2 separate regions of the Homo sapiens genome follow, and region 2 is linked to region 1. Evidence: read pairs that join two places in POLR2A ChIA-PET (ENCODE). Cell type or tissue: OCI-LY7. All regions are shown on one strand. Links, peaks and the distances in the headings refer to the core of each region. The heading gives the core; the rest is flanking DNA. Region 1 has its middle 110 kb from the start of BCL2L14. Region 2 overlaps ETV6 (ETS variant transcription factor 6).

Evidence for each region. Peaks named below come from ENCODE experiments on the same cell type or tissue, not always from the same donor. Only the 100,000 strongest peaks of a DNase experiment are listed, where the experiment ranks them.
Region 2: POLR2A ChIA-PET joins it to region 1 with 5 read pairs; 3 of 35 experiments call an interaction of 5 or more read pairs at or near these places.

The regions. Positions count from the first base shown.
Region 1 is chr12:11,954,828-11,970,737 of GRCh38, forward strand. No RefSeq gene overlaps it. Among named protein-coding and RNA genes, the nearest start is that of BCL2L14, 110 kb to the right of the region's middle. RefSeq lists a silencer at 3,488-3,782 and an enhancer at 3,748-4,947. In OCI-LY7, for the core only: no CTCF peak of the experiment used is centred there; no DNase peak of the experiment used is centred there.
Region 2 is chr12:11,726,417-11,742,326 of GRCh38, forward strand. The region is part of intron 1 of ETV6 (ETS variant transcription factor 6); the gene reads left to right. Among named protein-coding and RNA genes, the nearest start is that of ETV6, 85 kb to the left of the region's middle. RefSeq lists enhancers at 920-969, 4,000-4,109, 4,350-4,449, 7,776-7,825 and a silencer at 2,600-2,749. In OCI-LY7, for the core only: CTCF peaks have their summits at 7,876 and 8,081; a DNase peak (open chromatin) is centred at 7,882; H3K27ac peaks cover 421 bases.

The sequences.
Region 1 (15,910 bases), core at 8,979-11,478:
GCTGTGCACATCAAGAAAAAGACAGTTATGCCTGCTTCTCAGTGATTATTAAGGGAAAATAAAACCTACAATGATAAACTTCACATTTTGCTAATTTCCAGTCATGTGTCTCCATCCAGGCATTGCCCACAACCTTAACTTCTCTCCAAAAGTATCTGAGCCAATGTGTCAACATTGCTCCAAATACAAGGTGCAAGTATACACTACTGACATGAACCATCATCCAAAACTTACCTATCTTCCTCTCACAGTCACCCCCACCTGCCAGAACACTCCCTGGTGGTGGGAAGAGAGGTGGCAAAAAGCAGGGCATTAACTAATTAACACGTCCTTTCACTCAACACGCTTGCCTTGAAGCAATTTTGTTTTCACAGCATCGGGCTGGAAAAAAAAGACCTTGAAAAATCATAGCCAATGCCTCATACGTTCTGGTAGATCTATATTTGAAATCTCCAAAGCAGTAGAGAATTTTTTTATGGTTGATGTTGATGATGATGATGGTGACATTTTTGTGTGTTGTTTGTTTTACATTATAAGTATTTCAACGTAAAGAGAGAAGCGTAGGCAATAATAAATATCTATGTAGCCACAATCTAGCTAACACAATAATTTACCATATTTTGTTCCAATTTTTTTGTAAAAAAACAAACAAACAAACAAAAAACAAAAAGCATTGAGATGCATGTACTTCTGTTGGAGCATCCCTCCCTGATCCCAGTCACTTCCCTCCACTCCAGCAGGCAGCCACTGGCCTGAGGCTAATGGTAACCATGCCATGAAGATCTTTAAAAGATACTCACTACATATGTACGCATAAAGAAATGGAATTTTTCTTTCTACATAAATTCTATCATATTGTATGTTCTAATCTGCACTTGCTCTTTTCACTTGACATCCTCCTTTTCGATAGAGCCATAATGACCCATGCTGCCTAACTCATACATCCCAATGGCTAGTATTTCTCCCATCTTAAAAACAAAAACCTTCCATGAACTTTGCCAACCATGTACTGCCCCCCTCTCTGTTGTACTCTTCACCTTTCTTGCAATACAACTCCCTGCAAGTGTTGTCCACACTCCCGATCTCCTAGTTTTCTCCCAAACTCTCTCAACTCACTCCAGTTAGACTTCACTAGCAAGAAACTTGGGTATCGTAGCTAAAAATCCTTCCAGCCTAGAATTAGGACTTTGCTTCATGAGTGGCCAAGAGAAGCGTCATGTCTCAGTTCCCGGTGGTGGTTTCTGTGTGCCCTGGTAGCTTGACAGCACCTTCCTCAGTTTGTCTGTCCTCCACGTTAGCACATGGGACCAAGCACCTGGTGAACTGGCCCACCTTGGAAGCTGCTGGCAATTCTGCTGCCTCTGCCACCACGAGACTCTGAAGAATACTGTACATACACAGATGCCCCGTCTAGAAGTCCTTTCTGACAAGTCCTAAGGACATGCATGAACATCACATTGAGCCTTTCCTTCCCTTGCGAACACCATCATGTGGGAGAAGGGGAAGAGCCACTATCCAGGTCTCCCCACCTGTGGATCACTCTCAGCATCCACTCATCTCACCAGCTGCTAGGCTGACAGAGATCCACAGTGTGGCCAAGAAGAGCTTTTCACTCCATCCGCTCCGCCCCTAAAAACACACCTCTGTTGGAGTTACTGTAAGGGTCTGTGAATGAATGTTTAGATCCCCATTAGGGAAAGAGATCAGGGCTCAGGGATCAAGGATACGTGGTTCTCAGAGCTCATCACCTGCGAGAGGATACCTTTATTGTTCATCCATATGCTGATCCCAGCCTTGCTCCCTGCCCCACTCATACGAAAAGCCTAACTATAGCTAACTCTATTTATAAATCCCATGAATACACAAGTCAGGCTTACGGTGGTTTTGTAAACCATTTCTCTCCTTTTATTTTTATTTTTTTGTCCTATTCAATTACTTTGCATCTCAGTTGATGCCAAAATATCAGTGGATATGCACACATTCTAAAAACTTCAGTGTACTGCTCAGAAAATATGGAAAAACAGACACTCTGAATATCCTCTCCAAAGCTCAGCACTGAGAAACAAACTACCTGTGCAAAGAAAACCGCAAATAGATGCTGTTTGCCCTGTTTGTTTATAGATGAATTTTCATTTTGCATTATGCTTTTCATACGAGTGCATCCTAAAAAGATTTTCACAATGAACTGTGTACATGTAGTAAAGATTGCAAAAAGAGGGAAATAATAAAGGATAAAAGCAAAGACTAAACTTTCTACCAAAGATTTTGGAGGAAAAAGCGTTGGCCAGGATAAATAAAATATTTTTAAATGAGTGGTGTATAATTAAATGGTCAGAGAAATAACTGAAGGCAAGTAAATTGACTTTCTTTTCCTTTTTTTACATTTCTTATTTCTCCCTTGCATAAGACAACCAAGGTTTGAGCCAGCTGCTGTCTTCTTCCTATCTATGGGACTTTGAGAAGTTTATTTCTGTTACCTCCATAAGCCTCAGTCTCTTCATCTGTTAAATAAAAGATAATTGGAGGCTGAGGCAGGAGAATGGCGTGAACCCGGAAGGCGGAGCTTGCAGTGAGCCGAGACTGCGCCACTGCACTCCAGCCTGGGTGACAGTGAGACTCCATCTCAAAAAAAAAAAAAAAAAACAAAAAAACAAAAAAAAAAAAACACACATAATTGGCTGGGCATGGTGGCTCATGCCTGTAATCCCAGCACTTTGGGAGGCTGAGGCAGGCGGTTCACAAGATCAAGAGATCGAGACCATCCTGGCCAACATGGTGAAACCCCGTCTCTACTAAAAATACAAAAATTAGCTGGGCATGGTGGTGTGTGCCTATAATCCCAGCTACTCAGCAGGCTGAGGCAGAGAATTGCTTGATTGCTTGAACCTGGGAGGCGGAGACTGCAGTGAGCCAAGATCGCACCACTGCACACCAGCCTAGAGATAGAGTGAGACTCCGTCTCAAAAAAAAAAAAAAAAAAAAAAATTACAGGACCCATCTCTTTGAGTAACTGTATTAAATGTGAATGCAGCACCTAGCCACATTACTATGCACATAGAAAGTATTCAATAATGTTTACTGCTATTAATATTAATATTTCCTTCATAAATTTATTAATATTCATTTTCTCCCATCTTAACCCTTCTGGGCCCCTCAATCCACTGGACCTGCCTTCAGCCTCCTGCCTCTTTACTGCCTTCATTCGCACTTCTTTGAGTCAGGTTGGCAAACCCCTTCATAATCCGCCCAATCTAGTTTTCCAGCCCCCAATACTCTCCTGACCTATAAATTCGCTTTCTGCATTGGCCACAATGAACTCCTCCCAGGTGGCAGCTCTTTGGATCTCTCTATCCTTCCTTTCTTTGTGCTCTTTTCCTGGAATGTCCTTCTCTTGTCATCCTACCCAAGACAATCAGTTTCTCCCTCTATCGCTCCTTGAATTCGCCTCTGATATTGCACTTGTGTCTGCATATTGACAGGTTTATGGAAGACACTTCCTAGCCATCTTGTGAGCTCCTTGAAGGAACTGTGTCTTTATCTGTATAGCCCCACCTAGCAGATGCTCAAGGCATGCTTGTGGAATGAATAAGGGAACAGATCATTTCTTCTGAGCTGTTTGCAGTCTGGCTAAGCCAATTGAAAGAATGCCTTCTCTTGCAATCTACAAATTGAAAAGCCTGTGAGACCCTCAGGACACTCAGGCAAGTTTTCCAGCATATGTGACAATACCAAGCCTTAGTGCATTTGCCTCTCACGTGGAGGAGTCTCTTCTAAAAATGAAACAGAGATGAAGGGTGAGACTCTTACAGTGGTTCAACTCCCCTAAGATCCTCTTGTGATTTAGAAGCATCTTGGAAAGAAATCCTTGACACTCGCCTCGCCCACCCTGAGCTATAAGGTAAAGCTCTCGGTGGTAAACGTGGCTCCCTGGTAGGGAGACTTCTTTTATCCTCATTGTTTCTGGAGGGGGAAGTGTTAGCACAGAGACTCCCTGGGAAACCCGAGGATGCCTCACCACCTCACCATAACAGCAGGAAACCCAGAAATGATTCACAGCTGAAACCTCTGGCCCACATCGACACATCACATCACATGGTTGTTTCAACTGGAAACCAAACAGCCATCTGGGCATGATTATCTGTATTTTTGTGAAGGTGTAAATACACAGTGAGTAGGAAGAGTCCAATAAAACCTATTATAATGTTGGTGGTGGGCACCACAAAGAGAGCACCCCTTAATAGACATTCCCTGGTCCAGTGAAAGACATACTTTGTACTGAGTCCCGCGCCTGGGAGACCTTCCAGGAAAGTAAATCCCCAGGAGAGAGAGGCATTTCCCAGTAGGTGCTTTGCTTTTTGGTTGTTTTCTTTTCTTGGTTGTTTACTTTGTTCTACTTTGTTTTTACTACAGTTCTGTCCTACTGGTGGCGGAGTGGGACTCCTTCATGATGTGGCACAGTTTCCTTGAGTTTTAGGAAGAAACGGCCCATGTGGCAGATTCAGAAACAATGAATCAGCACCTAAACAAACAGGAAGGTAAGCGGCCCTCCCAAGGTCACCTGGGTAGTGGCAGGGTGTGAACCAGAGTCCAGGTGTCCTGACCACCCACCACCGCCTGTCCTCCTCCCTCATACAAGATCCCTTCTAGGCCAGCGCTGAGAATAAAGGCAGCGGCATCATGGGGAGGGGGTGAGGACAGAAGGGTCAGGGAAGGCACTGGGAGGGAGAGGCAATCCCAACCCAACTCCAACAGCCTAGGGTCAAAGCCCAGCTCCACTCCTGGCAGCTGTGAGACTTTGGTGCATTTAATGTCCTTGAGCCTCTATTTCTTCACCTGGAAAATGGGATTGATGACAATATGCGTCCCTCCAACAACTAAATGGCACATCAAAGCTTTGGTTAAAGGGGTTGGCACATCGTGAGGACCACGTCAGCTCTTAATACTCCAATGATGGCTTCCCTATAAGTGCAGAGTCTTCTTCAAGTGGTGGTTAGCACGGGTTTTGCCTGTTCCTTTAATCATGGCTGTGAATTTGCTCCGGCACCATTGTTCCCAAAGTAGAATTTACTGGCAGCTTCCCCCCACCCATGACCCATCTCTGCTTGGAAATTTTTTAGTAGTAGTACTGGCTACTTTTAAGGAGAACTCATTCCACTGTTGCACAATGGCAGCTCTTAGAAAGATCCCTCTTGAATTGGGATAAAATCTGATCTCCCTCTCTATAATTTCTCCCCACTGGTCTTAACACTACTGCTTTGCTTCCCATACTTGGAGAAATGCTCCCCCAGAGACTCTAGGTGATGTATTGGGGATCAGTAAACCCATAAAATAAATAAGGCATGTTTTCCTTATGAATCAAATTAAAATGAAGATTTCTTAGGGAAACAGAATTTAAGCTTTGCATTGAATGGTTATGCTTTTTAAAATATGTTTCAGGCTGGGCATGGTGGCTCACGCCTGTAATCCCAGCACTGGGAGGCCGAGGCGGGCAGATCACCTGAGGTCAGGAGTTCGAGGCCAGTCTGGCCAACATGGCGAAACCCCGTCTCTACTAAAAAATACAAAAATGAGCCGGGCTTGGTGGTGGGCGCCAGTAATCCCAGCTACTGGGGAGGCTGAGGCAGGTGAATCGCTTGAACCCAGGAGGTGGAGGTTGCAGTGAGCCAAGATCACGCCACTGCACTCCAGCCCAGGCAACAGAGCGAGACTCTGTCTCAAAAAAAAAAAAAATTACATTTCAATTTAAGATATTTTTTATTAAAACAAACAAGCATATTTTAGTATATAATATAAAATTCAAATCATTTCTTTTTCAGATTTGGCACAAAAAAGTTTGCTTCGGGCAACCATTGCCAGCTCTATCCAGACCTCCAAGGAGTGAGTATCTATTCACTTGCCTCTGACACTGAGGATTTCTAGATGGAGAAGGCTGAGAAATGCTACTCTGTTGAACAGAGCTACAAAGAACAAATGTAATTCCTTTCCCATGGGGCTGCCCATCAAGTTTTCCTAAGATCTTACAGTTGGAAAGAGACTTAGAAGTTGTCTAAATCGATCTCCCTTCTGCAGCAATCCTAACAGATGGTCACCCAGCCTCCGCTGGATCAGGCTCAGAGCGGAGAAGAGACCACATGGTAATCATTGCCATTGCATCGCTGGCCAGCTCTGATTGTTAGAATGTTCTTTTCTTAAGCCTAGCGCCATGCACAGGGGCCCTGGAATGTGGCAGACCTGAGGTGGACTCTTGAACCAGCCGCTTCACCTCACCGGGGCTCAGTTTCCTGTAATCCCAGCACTTTGGGAGGCCAAGGCAGGCGGATCATCTGAGGTCGGTAGTTCGAGACCAGCCTGGCCAACATGGCGAAACGCCGTCTCTACTAAAAATACAAAAATTAACCGGGCTTGGAGGCAGGCACCTGTAATCCCAGCTACTCGGGAGGCTGAGGCAGGAAAATGCTGTAAAATGGGGTGAATGGTGTTAGCTATATCACGAGGAACAAAAAATGGACAAAAAGCCCTTAGCATTCTGCCTGGCATGTTGAAGGATTCAATAAATGTTCCCTATCATCACCATTCCCTTCCACAGCTTCCATAAGCTAAAATTCTAGAGCCTGTTTGTAATGCTTCTGCAACACCATGCTTTACATATTTGAAAACAGTTAATATACTCTCCCCTGGCTGCACCTAAAAAGCTTTTGTTCCTAAGTTAAATATGCCCCCACCTTCCTTGATAGAATTAACCTCGAAACCTTTCAGTGTATGTTTTTCAGAAAGCTGTTTGAAAGCATGTTAAAAATTCTTAGGAATGAACTGGAGAAATGTCAGAAGACAAAAAGTGCCACGGAGAAAACAAAGGGAGCAGAGGAAAGGGATGGAAAAGGCTAGAATGCAGGGGGCGGGTGCAGTTTAAAATACAGGAGTCGAGTAGCTCACATTCAAAGAACTGGGCTTTCTTATGAAGTTTGATTGGAGACCCTGGCCTGGACCAAAATGGGGCACTCCACTCCTTCTCAGAGTTGCAGGCAGACAGATCTGCCGTGCAGCACTGGCCACCCAGGCTGAAAAGCAGGAAGACCCGAGGAGGGGCTTGGCGAGGGCAGCCCAAGTCTGCTCACTGGGTGGCCAGAAGCACAGCATCATCCTGTGGCCTCCACAGAGAGGGCCAGGAAGCAGGAGGTGGGGCACCAGGAGACCCTGTCTTTACATCATGCTCCAACCCCTAAAAATATGGCCCAATGCATGTATCAAGCTCTCATCCATCCAATTAATTCCTCCTTCTCTTATAGAGAAGAGCAACCAAGGCCCGGCATGATGGCTCATGCCTGTAATCCCAGCATTTTGGGAGGCTAAGGCAGGAAGATCACTTGAGCCCAGGAGTTTGAGATCAGCCTGACCTACATAGCGAAACCCTGTCTCTACTAAAAATACAAAAATTAGCCAGGCGTGGTGACACATATCTGTAACCCCAGGTACTTGGGAGGCTGAGGCAGGAGAATCACTTGAACCCAGGAGGCGGAGGTTGCAGTGAGCCAAGATCATGCCACTGCACTCCAGCCTGGGCGACAGAGGGAGACCTTGTCTCAAAAAAAAAAAAAAAAAAAAAAAGCAGCAACCAAGTGTTAGGAACTGAACTGTGTCCCTCAGAAGTTCATATGTTGGGCCAGGCACTGTGGCTCATGCCTGTAATCCCAGCACTTTGGGAGGCCAAGGTGGGTGGATCACCTGAGGTCGGGAGTTCGAGACCATCCTGACCAACATGGAGAAACCCCATCTCTACCAAAAATACAAAATTAGCTGGTCGTGGTGGCGCATGTCTGTAATCCCAGCTACTCGGGAGGCTGAGGTAGGAGAATCGCTTGAACCCAGGACGCAGAGGTTGCAGTGAGCCGAGATCACGCCATTGACTCCAGCCTGGGCAACAGGAGCCAAACTCCATCTCAAAAAAAAAAAGTTAGTATGTTGAAGTCCTAAATTCCAGTGTGACTGTGTTCGAAGATAGGGACTTTATGGAGGGACTTAAGGTTAAATGAAGCCATGATGATGGGACCCTAATGTGATAGAACCAGGGCAGATCACTTGAGCCCTTGTAAGAAGAGGAAAAGACACCAGAGCTCGCTTCCCACCTGCCGCAGAAGAAAGGACCAAGCGAGGAAACCGTCAGAAGGTGATCATCTGCAAGCCACAGGAGAAACCAGCCCTGCCCACACCGTGACCCTGGACTTCCAGCCTCCAGAACTGTGAGAAAATGCATTTCTGTTGTTTAAGCCACCCAGTGTGCTATTTTGTTACAACAGCCCAAACCAACTCAAACACATAGCATAGCAGTTCCTCAAAAAAGTGGCAATGTTAGTGGAAGTTTCTTCCTTTATGGGTTGAAGCAGAACATGGGGAGAGAAGAGTTCCCCATTGTAGGTAGATTCTTAAAATAATTCAATGCTGTAATTATAACAGATAAGAATGTAGGCTAAAACTAAATTTAAACAGGAAGTTACTTATTTACCTCTAGCTATGAGTTCAATATATTATCTTATTCTTGGAAAAGAAAGAAATGAAATAAAGCCTTGAACAGAGGAAACAGTAAAGAAATAAATCTGCATGGAAGAAAATGGAAAAAGTAAATGAAGTTGGAAGTTGTTAAGTACCAGTATTCTTTAAATTATTTACATGAATTCAGATGTGTAAATCCTCATTGAAGGCAGGAACATTTGTAAAGTATTTACTGGACGCCATTTGTAAAGTCCTTTACTGGACGTATTCAGGGGGCTGAACTAAGTGTGGAAGCTATTAATAAAATAAAAGGTAATATTGATCGTGCCTTTAGAAACTTCTATTTTAGAATGCAAATACTAATAATACCCGCTGAGAATTTAGAGACTATCCCTTATCTCCAGAGGCACTAGCCGCCCTGCAAAGGTTAGGGAGCTCAACAGAAGACCAAAGGGGCTAACAGCAAGATGGAGCAGGAGAGAACCCATTTACCTGGCAGGTGTGAGAAGAGTCAAGGTGTTTCTAAGCACACAGCTGAAAATGGAAAACAGGTGGGTGCTCCTGAGCAGGGGTTGGGGGCCAGAAACAAAGAGGGGCACCCATCAGCACTGTGTTGACAGGGGGGATGAAATTTCAGAGAGATCATCTGGGCCCAAACCCACAGAGCCGAAGGGCCCGGAACACGGGTAACGGGTGAATGTATTCAGTCGGGCCTCCTGCCGCTTGTGGACCTGCTGAGGCCTTTGACGCCACATAAACCAAAATGAGCTGAGGCTTGGAGACTGGGTGGAAGCACTTGGGAATCTCATTTGACCTGTGGATTTTACTGATGGGAAAAAGGAGAAGATGCTCAGAGTGGTGGTCAGCTGCTCTGCCCACATGGGCCACCCAAGAGCACCCACAACCCGCCCTTACACCATGTCCATAGAAAGGGAGTGGTTTTTGGGTTCAGAGGAGAAAGATATCACTTCCTTCTGGGAGCAGGCGTCGGGTAGAGAAAGGGATCAGGCAGGTCTCAGGTTACGCAACAAGAAAGCTCAAACCACCTCTGTCAAACTCCCTCTGATTCTCCTTCATCCTCCTGTTCCAGAGCTTGGTGACTAGGATGCTCCTCTGTGTCCTGTGCAATCTCACAGGCCTTGAGCTTGTTCCCCGGGAGTAACCTCTGCAGAAGCAGGAAATGCCCTCTAGTCAGCTCTTCCGAATGTGAGAAATGAAAGCCTTACCAAAGGAAAGCTGAGGAAACGTGTTCTTCCTTCCTTCCTCCCATCCTTCCTCCCTCTCTTCCTTCCCTCCATCTTTTTTTTTTTTTTTTTTTTTTTTTTTTTTGAGACAGGGTCTTGCTCTGTCACCAGGGCTGGAAAACAGTGGCACCATCATGGCTAACTGCAGCCTTGACCTCCCAGGCTCAAAGAATCCTCCAACCTCAGCCTCGCAAGTAGCTAGGACTATAGGCATGTGCCACCACACCTAGCTAATTTTAAAATAAAATATTGTACAGACACAAGGTCTCACTTTGTTACCCAGGCTGGTCTTGAACTTCTGAGCGCAAGGGATCCTCCCACCTTAGCCTCCCAAGTAGCTGGGATTACAAGTGTGCGCCACCATGCCTGACTAATCTTTGTATTTTTAGTAGAGATGGGGTTTTGCCATGTTGCCCAGGCTGGTCTTGCATTCCTGGCCCCAAGTGATCCTCCTGCCTCGGCCTCCCAAAGTGCTGGGATTACAGGCATGAGCCACCACACCCAGCCTCCGTCCCTTCTTTCTTTATCTTTTCTTCCTTCCATTCTTCTTCTATCTTTCCTTCTCTCCCACCCTTCCTCCTTTCCTCCCTTTCTTTTTTCCTTTCTTCCATCTTTTATTCCTTCCTTCCTCACTTTCTCCCTCTATTGTTTACCATTTATTGAGCCGGTCAGCCCTTTGCCAAAGATCACAGAATGCATATAAAGATATGTTCTAGATCATGATTTTGCAGTGCTTACAACCTTAGGGGGAAAAAAAAAACGGATGATGAGTTAAAAATTAAACCAGCCGGTGAGGGGCCACTAGCTTCACTGAGGCAAAGAACCTCGAAGCATGATTCCATTTCCACAGATGGGGCCGCAGGAGAATATTCTGAGCCCAGCACAGAGGCCCAGATACACTGTGTTCTTCTGGGAGTCCAAATCCAGCCCTGAGAGCCCTGTGTAGGAGGGGGCTACGGCTCAGTGGAGGTTTCCTCTGCCTTTAAAATAGTTCTGGGATGTGATTTTTTGCCTTGAGTTACTAAGCTGAAAAAACAAGCCAGAAATACCTATTTTGCTCAAAATAGCCCAGTCCTCCCTTATGCCAGGTTCTCGGAAGCTGCCTTGGGTGCCTCTGCCCCACACAAACTCCCAGCACCGCCCACCTTGGTGACTGATGATGTGGGCAGAGGGGAGCAGAATGGGAAGCAGCAGCTTGGCTTCTCTGCCTGGCCTCTCTGTGCTCTTTTGTTTTGTGTTTTTGAGACAGAGCCTCACTCCGTCACCCAGGCTGGAGTACAGTGGTGTGATCTCAACTCACTGCAACTTCTACCTCCCGGGTTCAAGTGATTCTCATGCCTGAGCCTCCCAAGTAGCTGGGATTACAGGCACGCACCACCACGCCTGGCTAATTTTTGTATTTTTAGGAGAGACGGGGTTTCACCATGTTGGCCAGGCTGGTCTTGAACTCCTCACCTCAAGTGATCCGCCCGCCTCGGCCTCTCAAAGTGCTGGGATTACAGGCGTGAGCCACCACTCCAGGCCAGTGACTTTTTGAATTACAGTTTTTTCCAGATCCTGAAGTCTCCCATTCCTGCTCAGTCTCTACCCTCTACTCATCATAGTTCCTGTTTTTTGAGTACTAGATACTTTGTATATATTTTTTAACTTGTCTTTAATTATTGTCCTATTTACAGATGAAAAAACTGAAGATCAGAGAGGTTGTATAACTTGCCTAAGGTCATAAAACTACTTAATGATGAAAATTTAAAACCAAGTCTGTCTGACTCTGTAGCCATGGTTCTCACTGTCTGGTCCCTGGACCAGCTGTATCAGCACCTCCTGGGAACTCATCAGAGACCTAATGAGTCAGAAATTTGGGGGGTCAGGTGGAGCCATCTGTGTCCTGGCAAGCCTCAAGGTGATTCTACTGGACACTCCCAACCAAGAACCACTGTTCCAGCACGTTCCCTTCATCTCCACGCCATGCTGCGTCTCCAACTTCCTGCTCTCCAAAGGCAAAACTCACCATGAGGGAATCATCCAGAAATAAAGTTGATTTTCACTTCTCCCTGCAGATGCTCCCAGGGAGTTAAAGGTGACTCTTCACTCCAGACTCTAAATTTGACCCCCTTTCAGGCGGCCACCCCAGGTTCATTATCACACCAATCAGCCAACTGTTTTGAGTAGAAATCTCCTTTCCCACCCTGTAAGGAATTCCAGGACACCGTCTATGAAGAGGGAAATCATAACTTGGCTATTTGTTCAGGACACCCCTACCCTCTTCCAGACCAGCAGCTCATTGAGACACCTGCCCTCGAGATACCACTTGACTACTGCCGCCAGTCGACAATTATTGATCAAGTACTGTGTCAGGTCCTCTGCTAGGCCGTTTGAGACATGTTATCTCAATTAATCCTTACAACAACCCAAGAGGTAGACATGATTATTAGCCCATTTCAAAAACAAGAAAACTGAGGCACAGATTATTTGCCTAACTTCACTAGCTAATAAATTACTGAGATGAGACTTAAACTCAGTTTGTCTCAAGAACCCCATGGTCTTATCCAGTATGCCCTATTGCCTGTTACGGGCCTTTGTCAAACAAGTCTTCTCTCTTGGTGCACTCCAGGCCAACTTTCTGTGTTCCAGCTTGAGAGTCCTCTTTGCAGCCATGTGAATCCAGTGTCTTCCTCTCGTTAATCCTCTAGGACACCTCTGCCCAGCTTTCTTCCATCCCCCCGCACCTGGCCATTTCCCTCTGGAGCTGTTTCCTACTAGCTGGGCTCTCACCTCCCAGACACTTTTCCTTCCTTTAGACCAGCTTCATCTCCTCTATGTGCTGCTCAGCATGGAATAAATTCTATCTTTTTCCAATTCCCAATTTCTAAGGCAGGTTTTTTTTTTTTTTTAATCTTACCATCTCTGCTTTGACCAGACACTTGGTACAACTTCAAACATTGTCGCCTGTGGTTTGGCTGCCTAACAAGGAGCTCTTGGCCCGCTTCGAAGCCAGCCTTCTTGAAGCCTGCCCTCACATTTAGCGCCCTTAATATAGACTCTGTCTACCACAGATCAGCGTGTACTGAGAAGATAGATCGGAATCAGGGAGGAGGCTATTTCATTGCCTGGTGGTGGAACCAATACTCAGTCTGGTGATATAAACTGAAAAATGCAAAAGTGGGGAAGGCAAGGTGAAGAGCGAAGGCAGCTTCTCAGACTTGGCTCGTGAGTTCATAGTAAGGCATCTCCAACAAGAGTCTTGCAGCGGCCTCCTGGAGGGTCCCTTCCATCCACAGTGATTGGGGCACAGGCTGGCTCAACCATAAAGGCAAACAGGAAACTCTGCCAGCAAAGGAAAAAGGAAGCTCTCAGATTCCTGTTCCAAGCAGCCTTCTGGGAAGGACTTTATCTTGGGGGAAAGTTTTACTAAAGGAAATTTGACCTGAAGTTGCAAGTTTCCTTTGTTGAGAAAAGCAAATAACATGAAAGGGGAGAAAAGCAACAAGATGAAAGATTGGTCATCACAGATGCAGATCTAATCTCTGCCATAATATAAACTGGAAGAACCTAGAACCCTGGGAGGTGAGAGTGGCAGGCGGTGGGGGGGTGACATGAGCAGAAACAACAGACAAGACGAGGCTGACCTCCCACAGGGGCAGCGAGGGCCCTGGCTGACCAGAGAACAGGACGAAATAAGGCTTTCCAGGGCAGGTTAGAGTCCTTTAGTATCAGGATGCAGTGTTTATAATCTCATGGGCCATGGAGAATTCTGTGCTCTAAGCATCTGGGAAATGAGATAATCAAAGCATATAAATAATACCAGTCAACTTTTTTAAAAAACGGTCAGTATTTTTAAACACATATTAAAATCTTCTTGAGCCCTTTGCACATATTAACTAATTTAAACCTCACAACAACCCTATGAAATACATAACCAATATTATCACTTCCCTTTATAGGAGCACAGAAAGGTTAAGCACCTTGTTCAAGGTCACACAGTTTGTAAGGCTCAAAAGCAGGATTTGAACGCAGGCCATCTGGTACTAACGTCACTCCTCTTAACCACCATACCTGACTGCAAAGCAGTCTCTAAAATTAACGAAGTGTGATATGGTTTGGATGCTTTGTTTCCTCCAAATCTCATGCTGAAATGTGACCTCCCATGGTGGTGGAGGTGGGGCCCGGTGGTAAGGACAGACCTCCCATGAATGGCCTGGTGCCCTCCTCGTGGTAATGAGTTCTTGCTCTGCGGTCACAGGCAATCTGGTTGTTTCAAAGAGTGTGGCACCTTCCTAGCCCTCTCTCATCATAGGAGGTACTGGCTCCCTCTTCACCTTCCTCCATAATCGAAAGCTTCCTGAGGCCTCACCAGCAGCAGATCCCAGCACTATGCTTCGCGTACGAACTGCAGAACTGTGAGCCAAAATAAAACCTCTTTTCTTTATAAATCCCCCAATCTCAGATATTCCTTTATAGCAATGCAAAAACAGACTAACTCAAGTGTATCTTCTTCGCTCTGTTCTTTAAGAAGTTTGGCAACTCTTGGGATGGTAAAAGAGGATAGCAGAAAGAAAACTGGGTTGGAATCCTAACTCTATGATTGAAGAAGGGGAGCTGGGACCTTGAACCTCATAAGGTGATTATAAGTAATGAGATAATATGCGTCTCTGGCACATAGTAGATGCTCAGTAAATCATTACACTAGCTCATATTCATTGATGTTTATCAAGGGCTAAGTATGTGCTAGGCCCTAGACATAAATCTCCTGAATTGAATTCAACCAGATTAGATCGATTTTACACTCCTGCTTCGTTTCAGGGCATGAGGAATGCTGAGAGTCAGCCTCTTGGGGAAGTTCTCAAAACTTCAACTCAATTTGTGTAGTAGTTGTGCACAATTCAGGTGAGGTGCTCATATTTCCTCTTAGTCATATTTTAATAAATGAAATATATTCTATAGTTTACAATCATAAAACAACTTTCTTTCTTCTGTTGTCCCTTCAAACCTTCTCTTTAAGAGGTTCTTTCTCTGCCCCTAGTTGAGATTTCAGACAAGGCAGGTGGCTTTCTGAGTCATTCCCGGACACAAGGGTCATTTTCAGTCGCAGGCACCACCTCATTTGAGTATTTTAAGTAGCCAGGCTATGGTAATAATACAAACCCTGAGCTTTTATTTATATTGGAGAGTCTCCCCTCTTACAGTAGGGCAAGACTGCAGATGGTGATTGTTTGCCAGTAGCCAGGCAGGGCTGTGTGGCCAATGTCCTCCCCATCTCCCCCACTGACCCTCCTCGCACACTCCCCAGCTGCCGCTTCTGAGCCATTCAGGATCAGACTCAGGGCAGTGGGTATTAGAGGAAAAGAGCAGCAGTCTTACATGATGGGGACGCTCAGAACCTGGTGCTGGTGCCCGCTGAGCCTGGCAGATATGCAAAGCTGACCCTTTTGTGAAAGACACTGCAGGTTGTCCTGGGAACCTCCAACTCAGTTAACATAACACAAACGTGACCGTATGTCCACTTTGCAGGGACAGTTCCAGTGGAATTCTGTTGCCTCAGCTATCTGTTAGTAGGCAGCTATTTGAGAAAGGATTCTTTCTCAAAAGTATCTCCAGTTAGGTGATAAGTTATAGAGCATCCTACTTAAAACAGATGAGGCTTCTCTGGAGGCACAAAGTTCAGCTTCCCCCCAGAGATCTCCTCACACTGGTCACCGCATCTGTCCAGGGGGGTCTATGGACAGAGTCCCTTCAGGAAGGCTCCGGGCTGTCTGCCTCCCGCATGGCTCAATCTATATCCATGGATAATGGATGCCTTTCCTCACCATTGTCTAGGAAACTGCAGCTCACACCTACTGCAACTCACTCTCCCTCCCTCTCTTTTTGCAGTTCTTCCTTCTCAGGCCTATCTTACTGTCACTTCTCAGTCTTCATATTCCTCCCACTCCCAGTAGTATACGGAAGCCCCCTAAAGCCCCTCTCACTTGGCTTACAGTGAGGGGAAGTGTCCCTCACTCCTCTGCTCTACGAGCCTTCTAACACGTGCCTCCAAAGGAATCTGCACTCTTGGCTGTTTTTTGTTTTTGTTTTTGTTTTTTTTGAGACAGTGTCTCTTGTTCTGTTTCCCAGGCTAGAGTGCAGTGGCACAATCATAGCTCACTGCAGCCTCAACCTCCTGGGCTCAAGCAATCCTCCCACCA
Region 2 (15,910 bases), core at 6,827-9,326, 230 kb before region 1:
GTAAAAATGAAAATGGCATGATTCCTTCATAATCTAGGTGGGGAGACACTATAAATACACAAATAATTTAAAAGTACAGGGCTGAGCACCGTAGCTCACACCTGTAATCCCAGCACTTCGGGAGGGCAAGGCAGGAGGATCGCTTGCCCCCAGGAGTTCAAGACCAGCCTGGACAACATAGTGAAACTTCATCCCTAGAAAAAACAATTAGCCAGCTGTGGGGCATGCCTAGAGTCCCAGCTACTTGGGAGGCTGAGGTGGGAGGATTGCTTGAGCCCAGGAGTTCAAGGCTGCAGTGAGCCGTGATCACACCACTGCACTCCAGCCTGGGTGACAGAGCCAGACCCTGTCTTAAAAGAAAAGTACAGATTATTTCAGGATTAAGCATATGAGTACTTAGGCTAGAGAGAGGCAGAGAAATGACTCCTGTTTTCCAGCCACTGTCACACTGCAGTGTAAGCCATCGACACACACATACACTTCACTTCATCTGCACAGCCTTTCAAGATAGGTGTTTTTATCTCCAGTTTACAGGTGAGGAAACCGAGCTTTGGGACCAAGTTACTTGTGCAAATCACACAGCTGGGAAATATCATTGCCAGGATTTGAATCTGAGTCTGCAGCAATTCAGAGAAAGGGCACGCACAGTGGCTTTTGTGTCAGGGAAGAGACATTGTCTGTATTGTGGGGGTAGGTGAACTACGGCTGGAACACCAGCATGCAGAGGACTTGCCTTTTAGCTCTGAGGAGGTCGCCTGCCCTTGCATATCTATAAACAACCACCCTGGATTGAGAGCTGTTGAATGGGGAGTTTGTCTGACTCCCAGAAGAGAGCACAGTACAGGAGAAACCTTATATAACGCAGACATGCCCGGCATCCCGCAGGCGGGCGCAAGCCAACCGCACACCTCACAGACCCAGCTTTTGTTGTGTAGGCGCTGTGGTGTAAAAACCATCCTTTAGGGCCCTCTCCCTCGTGGTGGCAGCGTGCCTGGGAGCTTTCTGTTCTATTTGTGGTATCTGTTCCCTTTGATCATTGTGCATTGCTTTGTTCCTCATCTCCCTCTTTGGTGTCACCTGTGAAGTCACTGGAGAGCCATAATCATCCTAAAGAAAGACTCAGAGAAGAAGAAGTAAGACCTAAGAAAACAGACCCTTTAGCCTCCTTGGAGCTGGTTTTCTAGTTAAGAGGCTTGATTAAAAGCGTGGGGGGAATGGATCTGTGACGTACATGGTCATGAAAAGTGCAGCCAGCGTTACAGCACACGTCTGTATAGGTTGCATCACAGGCAGGGAAGAGGCCTAAGGGCCTGGTGGCCCGCAGGTGTGAGCCCCTCTGGTGGCTCCATGACAGGAGACCCCGCGGAGAAAGTAGCTCCTCTTCCTTTTTTAAATTTTTTTTTATTTTTATTTTTTACTTTGAGACGGAGTCTCTCTTTGTTGCCCAGGCTGGAGTGCAGTGGTGCGATCTCAGCTCACTCCACCCTCTACCTCCCGGGCTCAAGCAGTTCTCCTGCCTCAGCCTCCCGAGTAGCTGGGATTACAGACACGCGCCACCACGCCTGGCTAATTTTTAAAATTTTAGTAGAGACGGGGTTTCACCATGTTGGCCAGGCGGTTCTCGAACTCCTGACCTCAAGTGATCTGCCCGCCTCGGTCTTCCAAAGTGCTGGGATTATAGGCATGAGCCACCGCTCCCCGGCCTCCCCTTCTTATAACACTTGAGGCCTGTGCTTCAGTTCATGGGCCTTATGTAAAGGCTTCTGTCACCTGTCTACTCCTTCTTCAAGCTGGCTGTTTATTCGGCACAGAGGAGTAAATTACAGGTGGATTATGCAGTGACAAGCACTTTTATACCTCCTGTAAGAACAGTTTATACCAGGGGTCCCCAACCCCCAGACCGCAGACTAGTACTGTCCGTGGCCTTTTAGGAACTGGGCCGCACAGCAGGAGGTGAGTGGCGGGCAAGTGAGCATTACCACCTGAGCTCCGCCTCCTGTCAGATCAGTGGCAGCATTAGATTCTCGTAAGAGCACGAACCCTGTTGTGAATGACACATGTGAGGGATCTAGGTTGTGTGCTTCTTATGAGAATCTAATGATAAATGTCATGTGCTTGAATCATCCTGAAAGCATCCCTCTGCCCCCAGTCCGTGGAAAAATGTTCTTCCACCAAACCAGTCCCTGGTGCCAAAAAGGTTGAGGACTGCTTGTCTATGCCTTAAAAAAAAAAGGTCCATTTACTTTGCAGTCATAGAGGACGCAGGGCTGGACTTGAGGAAATCTACCTAGAAATCCCCTTCAGGTTAAGATTTATGACATTAGCTTCACTATTGAATTGGATCATAGACATCTATAATTAAAGGAAACCATTTACACTTTATTGTTCATTAAATGTTTAAACCACCTGAAAAGATTTTTTTCTAATTGAGCCTTTTTGCATAGTTACCAGTTACCCGTATCTGACTTCAAGTCTTTAGCCGTATACCTACATGGTTCCATAGTTATCAATGTTTATTTACAATTTAATATTCTTCTTTAGCATTATTTAATATCAAAATGATAATATGTACTACGGTAGGTTGGGCTTTACAGCTTACAAAACACTTTGACATACATTCTCTATTATTTTTGATGGCTCTGTGACATACTGAACTGAAGCAACAGTTTAAGGCTATTTCTAAATTGGGCTCTGCTCAAGTGTGAGAAAGCGTGACAGTCAACATGAACTAGCTTTAGCCTTATCACCGTTTCCTGCTCAGGCAGGTAAGATCTGCTGAAGGAAGGAACCGTTGCCAACTGGCCAGGTGTGCCAGTTCGTGGCCTAGAAGGGGCAGCTGTCAGTTGAACTTTGCCCATGTTTTCAGGATTTTATCTCAACTCCTGAGTAGTCTCATCTGGGTGGGAGCACTAGAATTGAAGGCCTGTTCAAAGGTTTTGTGCCTTTAACTGGAGAATTTTTTGGAAGCCCCTTAGAACTGCCAGGCAGCCATGTGGGATCAGGTGGGGGGGACTGGGCTGCTGTGTGGTAGATTTGAGTTCATGTCTCATAAATGGACTCTCCCCGAATCTGAGAGGGTTGCTCCCTAAGTCAACTACTTAATAATTAATGGAAAGGAGATGTGACAGGAATAGCCAATTTCCCTGTCCTGTTTGGTATGACTGTTGGCAATTTGATGATTCCTTCCTTAACCTTGAAGCAATCTCAGTTTGACTGACTCATACTATGGGGAAGATAGTGGCCTTTGAACTCTTGACTCAATACAGTCTTGACCTTGGTTAGATACTACCTTGACCTCTGGATAAAACTGTACTGGGCATTACTATTTTATTGATTGTTCTCTCAACAAAACAACCGTATCTTTAAAAAATTTTTTTATCTTACATGTCTGAAGTAGAAGGTCACCTCTTTTGTAGTGAAAAAATAACTATTTTCCCCATGGTGTGCTGAATGCATGGGTTAAAGCAGGTAGACCAGCTGTCCTGGGTTTTATCCCTATGTGTTTTTTGCTGATTCACAAAGGCATTTAATTTCTCTCTACCACGCTTTCTAGGTCTGCAAAATAGAAAGGGGAGTTCATGACCATCTATGCGTTACTGGGGGATTTTTCTGTGCAAGCGAAAATTATTGATGCAACCAGAGGACTTGCTGCCAGCGTCGAGGGGTGCATTTTACTCCCTCTGTAAAGAGGCCAGCAGTAATGATAGAAACACAGTGCATTTGACTCTGACCTTATATTTGACAACTCTTCCTCTACAATCCTTAAAAAACATGCCTCACCATTTAAGAGACCAGCAGCAGGCCTTCAGCAAAGCCCACGGTCTAGGCAGCCTTTGTAGGCCTCTGGGATTGTGGTGAGAAAACCTTATCCCTCTCTTATTTCCTGATAACTTTACATTTTAGAGGTGTCTGGAAAGAAAGGTGGCAGAAAAGCAGCATAACCTGCTTGACAAGTCCTGTACAAACAGAAGTCCAATGAGGCTGCTGCTCTGGGGTTGCCAAGCTCAAGGAAGCCAATTGTAGTGTGCACAAAGGTGCAAGTCACCAAGGCCTCAGAGAGCTCCAAGGAAGCCTGTGCAAAGGCAGGATTTAGAGTTCTAAGGACGGGTTGTCCAGCGCAGCCCAGCAGAGAACCTAGGTCCATAACTGTGGACTCTCCTGTGAGGGAGCCATGTTGCGGGGTGGACATCTGACAGTTGTCCCTGCTCTGTGAACCTGCGACTTCATCCTACAGGTGCAGAGAATGGTTTTGGCAACTCTCTCCACCGCAGAATGTGGGCGGACTTCTGAGCTGGGTTTGATTTTCCTCTTTTGCTTTGGAGTGTACAACAATCAACCCTTTAGAGCAGAAGTAGAGGAATGGAAGACTTTCCCATGGCCCAAGACCCCTCAGTGGGTTGCTGTTTGCTCTTCCCTAGAATATTATAATGTTCAATTTATGCCTCCAGGAGACCAGAGACACACGTTTCCCAAATGTGGGTACAGGTGGCTTTAAGCTGTTTCTGTGAGTAGAGGCCCAGTGACATGTTCCCCAGTGTAACCCCCTCCTTGGTTTCACATCCCCTCTACCCGATTCTAGGCCAAGCCCCTCCAGTGTAGTTGGTGACCCAGAACAGGTGAAAGTGAGGCTGCCTTTTGTAGCACTGCTCTTTGTGAATGGGAAGTGCTGCTGGGGAGAAATGATTTTAAGTGTGAGCTTTGCTGTTAGGGGCAGCCCTCTTTCTCCACTGCAATAAGAAGAGTCATGACTAAGTCTAGAAAGGCAGGTTTTGATCTTTAGGATACTGTGATGTATGAAATAAAGGTATGTCCTTCTTATTCGGTGTTGCATTGTCAGCACCTAACACAGTGTTTAATTAAAGCAAAAATTTTTGTATTGAAAATATAACTAGGTGGAGGAGTAAGTCAGTGCTACTTAAGTGTGAGTATTTGTCTTCCCTGATCAGATGGTTTTCTACGTACTCAAAATTTCATGTAGTAAGAATGCAGGATGCTTATGGAGAAAAGTGAGTGTTGTTTGTTTCTCCTTAATATTTATATATAAAAGCAAGAGCTTATTAAACTTTTAGACGTCTTTGGAGGTTTGAAATTTCCCACTGTTATTCTTAAGAAGAGAAGAGAAAGAATAATTTTTTTTCTTCTGTCTTATTGGCCTTTAAGGAAAAGCGAATTTCAGAAAAACATGGGACGGAACAGGAAGTGTTTACAGGTTTAGTCATACTTGTTAGGTATGAAAAAGCCCCACTGCCTTCTCATATTGTTTCTTTTATGAACTTAACACTTCCTACTTTGAGAATACCTTCCTCCCCAAGGGCTCAAAGCCCTTCATAGTCATTAATTTGCATCTTGCTAATTTTCTTAAAAAATTAAAATGTTAACTACCATTTAGCTGGTATTCTACCAGCTAAAACTTCCAGCTAAATGCATTTTGTCTGTCTGTATGTATTAGCTCAGTTGAAAATGTGATCCTACTGAAGGCAGTAGGGTAACCGGCTTGTCCCAGTTTCCCTGGGATTTCAGTTTTAGTACTGAAAACCCCACATCCCCGGAACCCCTTCAGTCCCAGACAAACCAGCATGGTTGGGTCACCCAAGAAGGCGACCAGTTCAGGTAGCTCTGCATAAAGAGAAGATGTTCCACCCTGCAGTCCTTACCTTAAATCTAGGCAGCTACCTTAAGAATTGACCTAGACAGCAGTGTGTGCATGGCTCAGTGCAAATCTTTAGCATCACCTGGTAGAAGACAACACTGAGCACACAGTCGCAGAACTAGTGCAGTTCGAGGTACGTGGAAATGTCTCTGCAAAGTAATATTTCTGGTTTCTTGTTTTTTTGTCTACCCTTTTCCCCTTTACTGCACTATATGGTGAAAAACGAAAACAAGAACTGCTAACTACCTGATTTCCGAAACAAGAAGTGTGATCTCAAATATTTCTGTTGATCTCAGGTTTTTCATCTGAAAAATGAGGATGCTGGTCTCAATTTCTAAGGCCCCTTCCTGCCCAAACTTACCAGGAGGAAAGAAGCTGGAAGTAGAAAGCAGGAGAGGTTCAAAAAGAAAATGGGATGCATCTCCTTTAGTAAGCTCTACTCTGGAGAAGGACGTTGTCCTTCAAGTACAAACCTTTTCACCGACTTGGGGAGTTTCCCCCCATTGTATCCCACCCCATCTTTTTCTGCCATCGTGCACTGTGTCGTTTGAATGTGCTGCTTTGTCAGGGCTGGGGGCTTCCTTGGTGCTCCAGCTTGGCCACATCCGACACACAGACCACCCCGTCCTCCTTCTGCCTCTAGAGGACCAAGAACAACCCTTGTTCTGAAAGCACCCTGTCCCTGAGCCTGAACACATGACCCTGGATGTCAGAAGATGCTCTTCTCCATTTCAATTGCCCAATTCCAGCTCTGTAATCATTATGTTAAATGATACAAGTTTCAAAAAATATATATTTCTAATAGACTTTCTATTATCTTCCTTAAATCCACAGTGTCACTTTCATTCTTACTCCTCATTTTGGGGTGAAAGTGTAGAAAGATTGTGGCTTTAGAATCTGACGTACTTTGCTTCAAATTCTAGCACCACTGTGTGACATTGGGAAGCCCGTTCTTTAACCCCACTCAGACTCTGTTTCTCCATTGATGAAATAGAAACATACAGTATCTTATGTGTCTGGCACATGGAAGGTACTCAGCATATTAATATTAACCACTTTGGGCTGGGCGCAGTGGCTCACGCCTGTAATTGCAGCACTTTGGGAGGCCAAAGCAGGCGGATCATGAGGTCAGGAGATTGAGACTATCCTGGTTAACACAGTGAAACCCTGTCTCTACTAAAAATACAAAAATTTAGCCAGGCATGGTGGCAGGTGCCTGTAGTCCCAGCTGCTCGGGAGGCTGAGGCAGGAGAATGGCGTGAATCCGGGAGGCAGAGCTTGCAGTGAGCCGAGATCGCACCACTGCAGTGCAGCCTGGGAGACAGAGCGAGACTCCATCTCAAAAAAAAAAAAAAAAAAAAAAAAATTAACCACTTCATTCTTCTTAGCCCTTCAAGCCCCCGCACCGTGTTTTCTGACATATCATCTTGTTTTCATCCTTTCTCTTCGGTTTAATTCCAGAGGGTACAGAGAAGGTGTAAGTTACAGGTAAAGGAGAGTAAGTGCACTGTGAGTGGGTGCTGATGAAATATCACAACAGGTTCTCATTCTGACAACTCACACTAGGCCATGCTTCCCCGGAATATTTATGGAACTAAGTGGAAAAAAGGATCTTTAGCAAGGATCCAGCACCCTCAATGCAGGGAATGAAATGTGTTTATTATTAGAGCAATCCAGTTTCCATACAGCTACCAATATACACACACCCACATACCCTGTTCAGCCATACTGAAGAGTTTACTTGTAAATCCAGGCGAAGCTGATGCTGAGAGGTGGCCCGCTGTACTGATTTTGTAAAACCAGCAGGAAAACCTCTGCTCGGCCGACCACTTGATGTTTTAGTTGCAGCCACTAACATGTTAATCAAAAGAAGCAAATACATGTTTTTCCCTTGAGAAAACATGGATAGTGGTGTAACGGAAATTACCTTGAATTATTCCTCCTCAAGTATCTATCCAATCTAGATAGATGGATTATCTGATTGCACCAGGAGATGCAGACCTGGCAGTGGCTACTTCTATTGCAGCATCTTTAAAGGAATCAGATCTTTGGATTTCCATTTTCCCATTTTTATTCTTATTTTCTCCCTGCTAAAAAACAGTTTGCAGAGGCACTTGAAAGTGATATAAACTCCATAGTAGATAATAGTTGTACATGAACATCGTATCTTTTATCATATAGTCCCCTATGTAATTAGGTGATAGCTTGAGCCTAGCACAGGTGGCGCTGCTGAGCCATCTCGGAAATGACCACATCTGAACTGGGCGCAGTGGTTCATGCCTGTAATCCCCACACTTCGGGAGGCCAAGATGGGTGGATTGCTTGAGCTCAGGAGTTCGAGACCAGCCTGGGCAACATGACGAAACCTCGTCTCTACAAAAAATATAAAAATTAGCTGTGTGTGGTGGTGCTCACCTGTGGTCCCAGCTACCTGGGGGGCTGAGATGAGCAAAAAAAAAAAAGAAAAAAAAAAAAAGAAGAAGAAGAAATTACCATATCTGTATGTCTATACATAGGTATGTGGATTTATCACAGTGCTGGTACAAGTACTTTTGTCATTGATGTTTATTAAGCTTTTTATGCTCCAGGCACTATGCAAAATTGTAGGGCATTATCTCCTCTAATCCTCAGAATCTTATGCAGTAGGGCCGGTGTTGCTATTACTCCATTTTATAGATGAGGAAACTTAGGCTTGGGGTGTTTAAGTAACTTCTATGAAGTCACACAGTAAGTGCTAGAGCCAAGAGGCAAAGTAAGCCTGGATGCTTCCAAGCCGTAGCTCTTAACCACTATGCTATACTGCTCAAAAATATTTTTAGAACTGAATGAAGACATCTAAGGAAAAGGAAAACGTGGTCCCTAATGGTCTTTTGTGATAACAATATGAAACCTTTCGTCTCTAAAGTGTCATGGAAGTGAAACTTGAAAGGCTCTGTTCTTCATCTTCTACTTATTAATGGGCAAAATGTCTTCGTAATTTATGGCATGTGTCCCAAAGGTGCAAAGGTGGCAAGGTGGCCTTTTTTTTTTTTTTTTTTTTTTTTTTACTAATACTAGGTCCTGCTTCCAAGCCTCCTATTTCTTCACTTCCCTGTGTACCAGGGTTTACCTGCTGCTTAACCCACCCACCCCACTATACGTGTCTGTAGTAGACCCACCAACATTCACATGGCCACTTCTGCTGAAAGTACCTCCCAGGATAGAATAGGGTCACAGACCCCCAATTGTATAAGCCTTTGGCTTCTTGATGTCTCTGCGAGTTACGGTTATGGGAGTTGGTCTTTGGTGAGATTAGTGGTGAGATCAGTGGGTGGCACCTAGGGTGATTTATTGAATAGTATGGGGTGAGGCTGAAGAGCAAACATCCACGTAAGTGTTGTCTGTTTTGGAGTTTGAAAAGTTGTCACCCTAATAAACAAACTACTTAATTGAACAGCCCTTGCTTGGCGTGATCAAAGAAAAGACCTAGACTTTGCTATCAGTAGGCTCTGGGTTCCAGGCCTGGCTTGTCACTTACGATGATGATGATGATGATGATTTTTTATTTTTTTGAGATGGAGTTTCACTCTTGTTGCCCAGGCTGGAGTGCAATGGCACAATCTCGGCTCGCCACAACCTCCGCCTCCCGGGTTCAAGCGATTCTCGTCTCAGCCTCTTGAGTAGCTGGGATTACAGGCGCCCGCCAGTACGCCTGGCTAATTTTTGGTATTTTTAGTAGAAACGGGGTTTCACCATGTTGCCCAGACTGGTCTCGAACTCCTGACCTCAGGTGATCCACCCGCCTTGGCCTCCCAAAGTGCGGGGATTACAGGCGTGAACCATCGCGCCCGGCCAGCTCGTCGCTTATTATGCAAGTTGTATAACATTGCTGAATCCCAAGTTTTTAGTCTTTAAAATGAGAATTTAAATGTCGCCCTTATTTTGATTGCTGGGAAGTTTAAATGAAACAGTGTATGTGCCTGTCACATAGTAGTTGACAATAAATGATAGTTTCTTTTCCTTTTCCCTTAAGTAAGTTTTTTTTCCCTCTAGCCTATAAGCTCCTTAAAGAAGATAGAGATTTTCTTTTCTCACTCATTTCCATATTCTCAGCCCTTAGCAGTGCCAGGCACATATTTGCTGAATGAAAGAAAAATCTTTTACAAAGGTCTTCAGATCATTCATTCACCAGACAATTGTTGAGTATCTACAGTGTATCAGGCACTGTTCTTGGAGCAGGGCAGTCTTAAAAAACACACACAAACATAGTCTGTGTCCCCTTTTTTAGTCTAACTGGGAGAGAAACATTACATAGATAATTAGAGCAATGAACAACTTTGATCCTTGAGATGGGATTTAAATTTTAAGAGATAGGTGACATTTGGTGTCAAGTCTGTCCAGGTATACTTGATATTGTTTTTGATCAGGTACAAGAAACGGCAATATACTGTTATCTATAACTGGTTCTGAAAGATCTGAAAGAGGTGTTTCTAAAGTATTTTTGAGGAATGGTGCTGCTTTTTTGGAATAAGTATAAATACATTGTAAAGTATCTATTTCGAGAGGGAACAGACTTGATGGGATGGGATCATAGTAGGTAAGGTGTTCCAGGAACTTGGAACATACTGGAATAAGGCTTAAACACAAGTCACAGAACTGGGTGATAGGGCGGTGAGCGCATCTACTGGAGAGGAGATGGGGCAGGGCTGGCAGCTTGTAGCAAGATTTTTATGTAGACAGTTAGACTTCAAACTTCATCAGTAAGTCAGTAGATGGCCCTAGGTGGAAACACAGGACAAAAGATGAATTTGTGTTGGCACTAGAAATACTTTGAGCTCATCTAATGAGGCTCATTCATTCATTTGGTAAATACTTCACGAGTGTCCAGTGCAAGCTCTGTTCTAGTTGTAAGGGATATGGCAGTGAACAAGGCAGACAAGGTCCCTGTGCCTGCAGAGTTTTGATGATAACCTTCCCCCCTGGGTGTGTGGGAGGGCCTGGGGCTCCTGTGTGGTTTGGGGGTCTGAGAGGTGGATGAAGGTACAGTAGGCCCACAGTCGTGGAAATCAAAGTCCAAGCTCCAGTGAACCATCAATTAAGAAACAAGGGATTGTGAAGAACAAGACCTAGATCCAGACTGAAGGGAAGGATTTGCTGAGGAGTTCAGGCCAGCATGGGCTGGGGTGACTTGGCCTGGAACTCTACAACAGTCAGGACAGGGAGTCCTGAATAGGGGCACCTGCAGCTGAGTCCATGGATGGGGAGGGACCTGTGTAAGGCACTGAATTTAGACTCTGCACGCAGTTCTAAGAGGTGTTCTCAACACGTTTATGCAACTAAAAAGTGTTTATTAACAGTGTTTTGAAACAAGTGGGATTTTTGTTGAGGTTGTAGGATAATTCAGGGTCATATGGAGATTTTTATTCTATCAGTATTTGCCCTGTCATGTAGATGAGACACGTTAGAGGCAAGCCTCTGAAAATTAGATTGATTTATTTTTCTAGTCTGAACCGAGGAAAATAACTACTTGTCTTCTATCTCCTGGTGCTCTAATATATGTAAAATGTTGTCTTATGGTGAGACAATGCATATTAATTTTTTAGGCACTTGATGGAAGAAGTGGATGAGGGAAGCAGCATCGGTCTTTGAACCTAGGTCAGAAAGAAATGGAAGCCATGGTGTGAGAATAATGCATCATGGTTTGTATGGCCTTTTTCATGTATTTTAACTCAACTGATTTTCTCAGGGCCTCATCAGTCAGTCAACGCAGTTTTCTCCATCTCATAGCCAAGGAGACTGAGACTCAGATCTGCCCCTGCCCACTTTTTTTGTAGTTTTAGGGGGAAGCATAAATGTGGAGGAAGTAAATGAGTGTGTTTGTTCAGGCTTAGACTTTTGTTATTTTTTAGCCTTGCAGGGAAGGGGAGGAAAGCCAATAACGATGGCTAGAATTGGAGATAGAATGAATGCAAGTTGCATTAAACTGTAAGGTTAGTCTCGGTAAGAGGTTGTTTATATGGTGGTGTCTTGGGTGTATCTTACCATGTAGCATTCTTCGTTTTAAGAAGGATTCCTTCCGGTGCAACATCAGTCACAGCATAGAAAGCCTATGCTGCTCTGCTAGTTTGCTTGCTTGCTTGCTTGCTTGCTTGCTTTCTCCTTCCTTCCTTCCTTCCTTCCCTCCCTCCCTCCTTCCCTCCTTCCCTCCTTCCTTCCTCTCTCTTTCTCTTTCTCTCTCTCTCTGTTTTTTGTTTGTTTTTGCTTTTTTTTTTTTTTTTTTTTTAAATTTGAGACAGGGTCTTGCTCAGTCAGCCAGGCTGGAGTGCAGTGGCGCAGTCATGGCTCACCAGCCTTGCACTTCTTGGGCTCAAGTGATCCTCCCACCTCAGCCTCCCAAGTAGCTGGAATGTACCACCATGCCCGACTAATTTTTAATTTTTTTTAATGGAGACGGTTTTGCCCTGTTGCCCAGACTCATCTCAAACTCCTGGGCTCAAGTGATCCTCCTGCCTCTGCCTCCCAAAGTGCTGAGATTACAAGTGTGACCCACTGCGCCTCTGCCCTGTGCCACTTTTCCACAGCTGCTTTACCTACAGCCTGGGAGTCAGGCCAGCAAATGACGACACCCCAGGCACAGACATGCTCTCTAGGAACTTCGAGTCAGGTATTTCACTTTGTAAAGAACTTCCATTTTAATTCTATTTTCTCCTAGTTAGAGACTCATCTTTCTTCTGAGGGGTGCAAATGATTCTTTGGAGAAGTTTAAACCTGTTTTACGGTTCAAACTCAAGATGGTAGAAACAAGTCATATCCAAAAGAGTGCCCCGAGCTCTAAGAGTTGTGGCTGCGCAACGTTTTTTAGGTGTCTCCGAAGTGTTATGGCCAAGTTCAGGATTGACCCAGATGAGGAGAGGTTGCACTGCATAGTGATGATTTGTGTTGGGGAGGAGAGCTGAAACTTTGCAAAGTGGCGTCCTGAACCAACTTGTTTTTCAGCTTCTAGGGAAATTTGTTAGGTAATTTTTAAAAAAAGAGAGAGAGAGACAGAGAAGACTTAATTTGATGGAGCCTAAACTCCACTGTCTTCTTTCTGCTGAGTGCTAAGGGGCTCATGGTCTCTGAGGACAGAGGGCAGGAAAACACCTTCATGCCCTGTGTCCTCTGTAAGGGGCCTCTAGTATGAGGGACTCTGATGACTATTGCTGTTGGGGAAAAGAAGGAAAAGGAACAGGGGTCAACTTCTGTCATCATCTCTCCAGAGTTTATGATGTTTCTGAAAGGATGGGGAATAGTGCGTGGCCCCCACTCATCCCTGTGAGGTGCTGCCCAGGTATCCAACCTGCAGTGCACATGCTCGCCACTGGCACTGGGGATGGTGAGTGCAGCAGAGAGATGGGATTCTTAATTTATTCAATTTTAATTAAAAAACACAGTTCAGTTGTTAAAAACCTATTTAAGTGTGTTTGGAATAGCTTGGATATGTGAATTTACCTTTTCAACTGTGAATTTTATGAACTCTAAATACAGATCAAGTATTTCCAGCAAAAATTTAGTGTCGGATTTGAAATGTGCTCTAATGGAAACTAGACACCAGATTTCGAAGACTTAGTATGAAAAAAACATAAAATACCTCAGTAATTATCTGTATTGACTATACATTGAAAGAATATTTTGGCCACATTGAGTTAGGTGTCCTATGTTATTTAGATGCATTTTACCCATCTCTTGTTTTTCATGTAGCTACCAGAAAATGTTAAATTACCTATGGGGCTCCCCTTATATTTCTGTGGGACAGTGCGAGTCTAGACAGTGCCTTACGGGATCCATCAGAAGCATTATTGGACTTTCTAGGGAAAGTTGCTGGACTTCAAAAGTTAGAGTCATAATTTTTCCCGTTGTGTTAACAAGTTGCTTTATGTGGATGGGTTTATGACAATTGAGGGTTGGAAAATAGGTTTTAATAAGAGTAAGTTAATTGAGAGGACAGCTTTACCTCTGTTAATCAGAATGATTTTAAAATGCATTTTCACCCACTCAGAAACCACTGATTCTCATGGGAACAAAAAACTACATTCGTGCGTAGTACGAATTTGTGCCTGCTGGGTCCTTGTACCTTTACGCCAGGCAGAAATCTCCGTAATCGTCAGTGTAGATTTCATTTCCTTGTGGCAAGGAATATAAAGTAATACAACCAAAGGGGAATTCCACTGCATGAAAGGAAATATTAGTGCTCGTCTAGCTCTTGTTTCAACCCTATAAGCTCCAAGTGATTTTCAGAGTCCCTCCTTCAACTTTTTTGTTAAACTTTCCAGATTTTCCTATTTATAGATTTCAGTTGTTGGCAGCTACATGTTGGAACCGTTGTTGAAGCCCCTAGTAAGACTTGATGCTGTAGCACGCTTTCACAGCTTGGTTTGCAAGTTGCTTTCTAAAGATGCAAAGAGAATTACTACCCACTCTAGTAGTTTGAACAACCCAGTGAATTTCAGATATTAAAGCCATATTCATGCCACTGTTCTCCTAATTCTATCACTGTTTAGAATTGCATTTTGTCTAAAGGAAGGATAGATAGAATACTACTAATAATATCAAGATGCTCAGAAACTGTTGAGAATTTTTTTTACAGGAAGAACTTAAATTTCCAGAGGCTTTTAAAAAAAAATTTATTAAGGAAGGAGTAAATAAATACGCCGGGTTCTTGAGTAAACTACTTTTACCCTTCAGAACCACTTTGTACGTAGACTTTATCATGATGGCCAAGAGTTTTTAAAATACTATAGGCAGAGGGTATACTCTAGAGAAAGAAGACAACATTGGGTTTAGGACTGCTAGCCCCATCCAGAGCAGTTATGTGGTTCATTCAGGGATCTTCTTAGCCCTTCAACCTCAATTTCTACATCTGTGAGGTAGGTTTTGTGCTAGTTCTAGTGACATGACTCGTGGGTGTATTAGGAGGATATAGCAGCATGTAATTGAAGGGCTTTTATCTTGGAAAAGCCTTAGTAGGCTCAAGGTTTCTAGTTGTTTAGGGTTCTAAGATTTTACTAACTAGTCAGCTGCTTGGAGTTCAAGGCATTTCTTCAGATTATAATGAGTTGATAGTGCAGTGTGCAAAAATAAAGACCGAACCATGGTAAGTAGCAAGGTTACTGTAAGGAAAAAAATGTGTCCCACTGGCCCCTTTAAAATGGCACAGGTGCATCTCTGTAGCAACCTTGACAGCCATCATGTGGGATCATTCCCCTCACCCAGGGAACAGTGGTTCCCCAATCTCCAATCTCTCCATTCTCCAGCATGAGAAAGTGGTCTGGAGCTTGATCACATGAAGATGGACAGACACAGCCTTTTGGATGCGAGAGAGGGAAGGGAATGCAGGCCAAAAGTGGGGTGGGTTTTCCTTTCCTCTTCCTTGTTTTTTATTAACCTTGTCTTGCTCCTGCCACACACAAGTGCAGCCAGTGCTCAGGACACTGCTCCGTGTGGAGCTCCGGAAAGTGAAGCTGAGAAGCCTTCCTTGGGGTGGACATGGGGGGAGCTGCAGAGGCAATAGGGAGAAAATAACAACCATGGCTCAGGCACTGCTTGGAGCAGTTGTTCATATGTAGGTCAGGTAGTCATCATTCAGGAACTTCCTGTATTACACAAATAATCTCTATTTTATGGTTAAAGGTAGGACAGTGATAATTTACTCAGGAGGGAAGGACAATTAGCAAATTGATTAATAAGGTTTCTAAAACCTATTGTGAAAGAGAATCCTTTAACATATGTCTTGATTTATTCTGCTTATTTATGTCTTGATTTAAGACAGTGATTCGCAACTTTAGCTCTGCATATTGCAATCACCTGGGAGCTTTAACAGCGTTCATGCCTGGCTCCCATCCCTGGAGATTTACTTGGCTATTGGGATTGTGTTTTAAAGTTTCTCCAGGTGATTCTAATACACAGATAATAGCCAGAATGCCTGATTTAAAATGTTTCCTGAATTGTTAGCTGATCTTGAGTGCATATTTTCTATGTACTGTTGCACACTAATAGTTTTAATGAAGGCACAGAATCTTATGTAAAATAAACTGTTAATTGGTCTTAACTACAGGGCTACAAGAGTTTCCTTCTTATTTCAAGCTGCTTAATATTCCGTTAATCACTGTTGTCATGCACACACACTTCTGTATTCCATTCTCATTCATTTACTTTTTAGAATGGTATTAATGCTGGTGGCATTTGCAGGGTAGTAGTCACCTTGTCAGTAGAACTTGCTTTAGTAATTAGTTGTCAGAAACA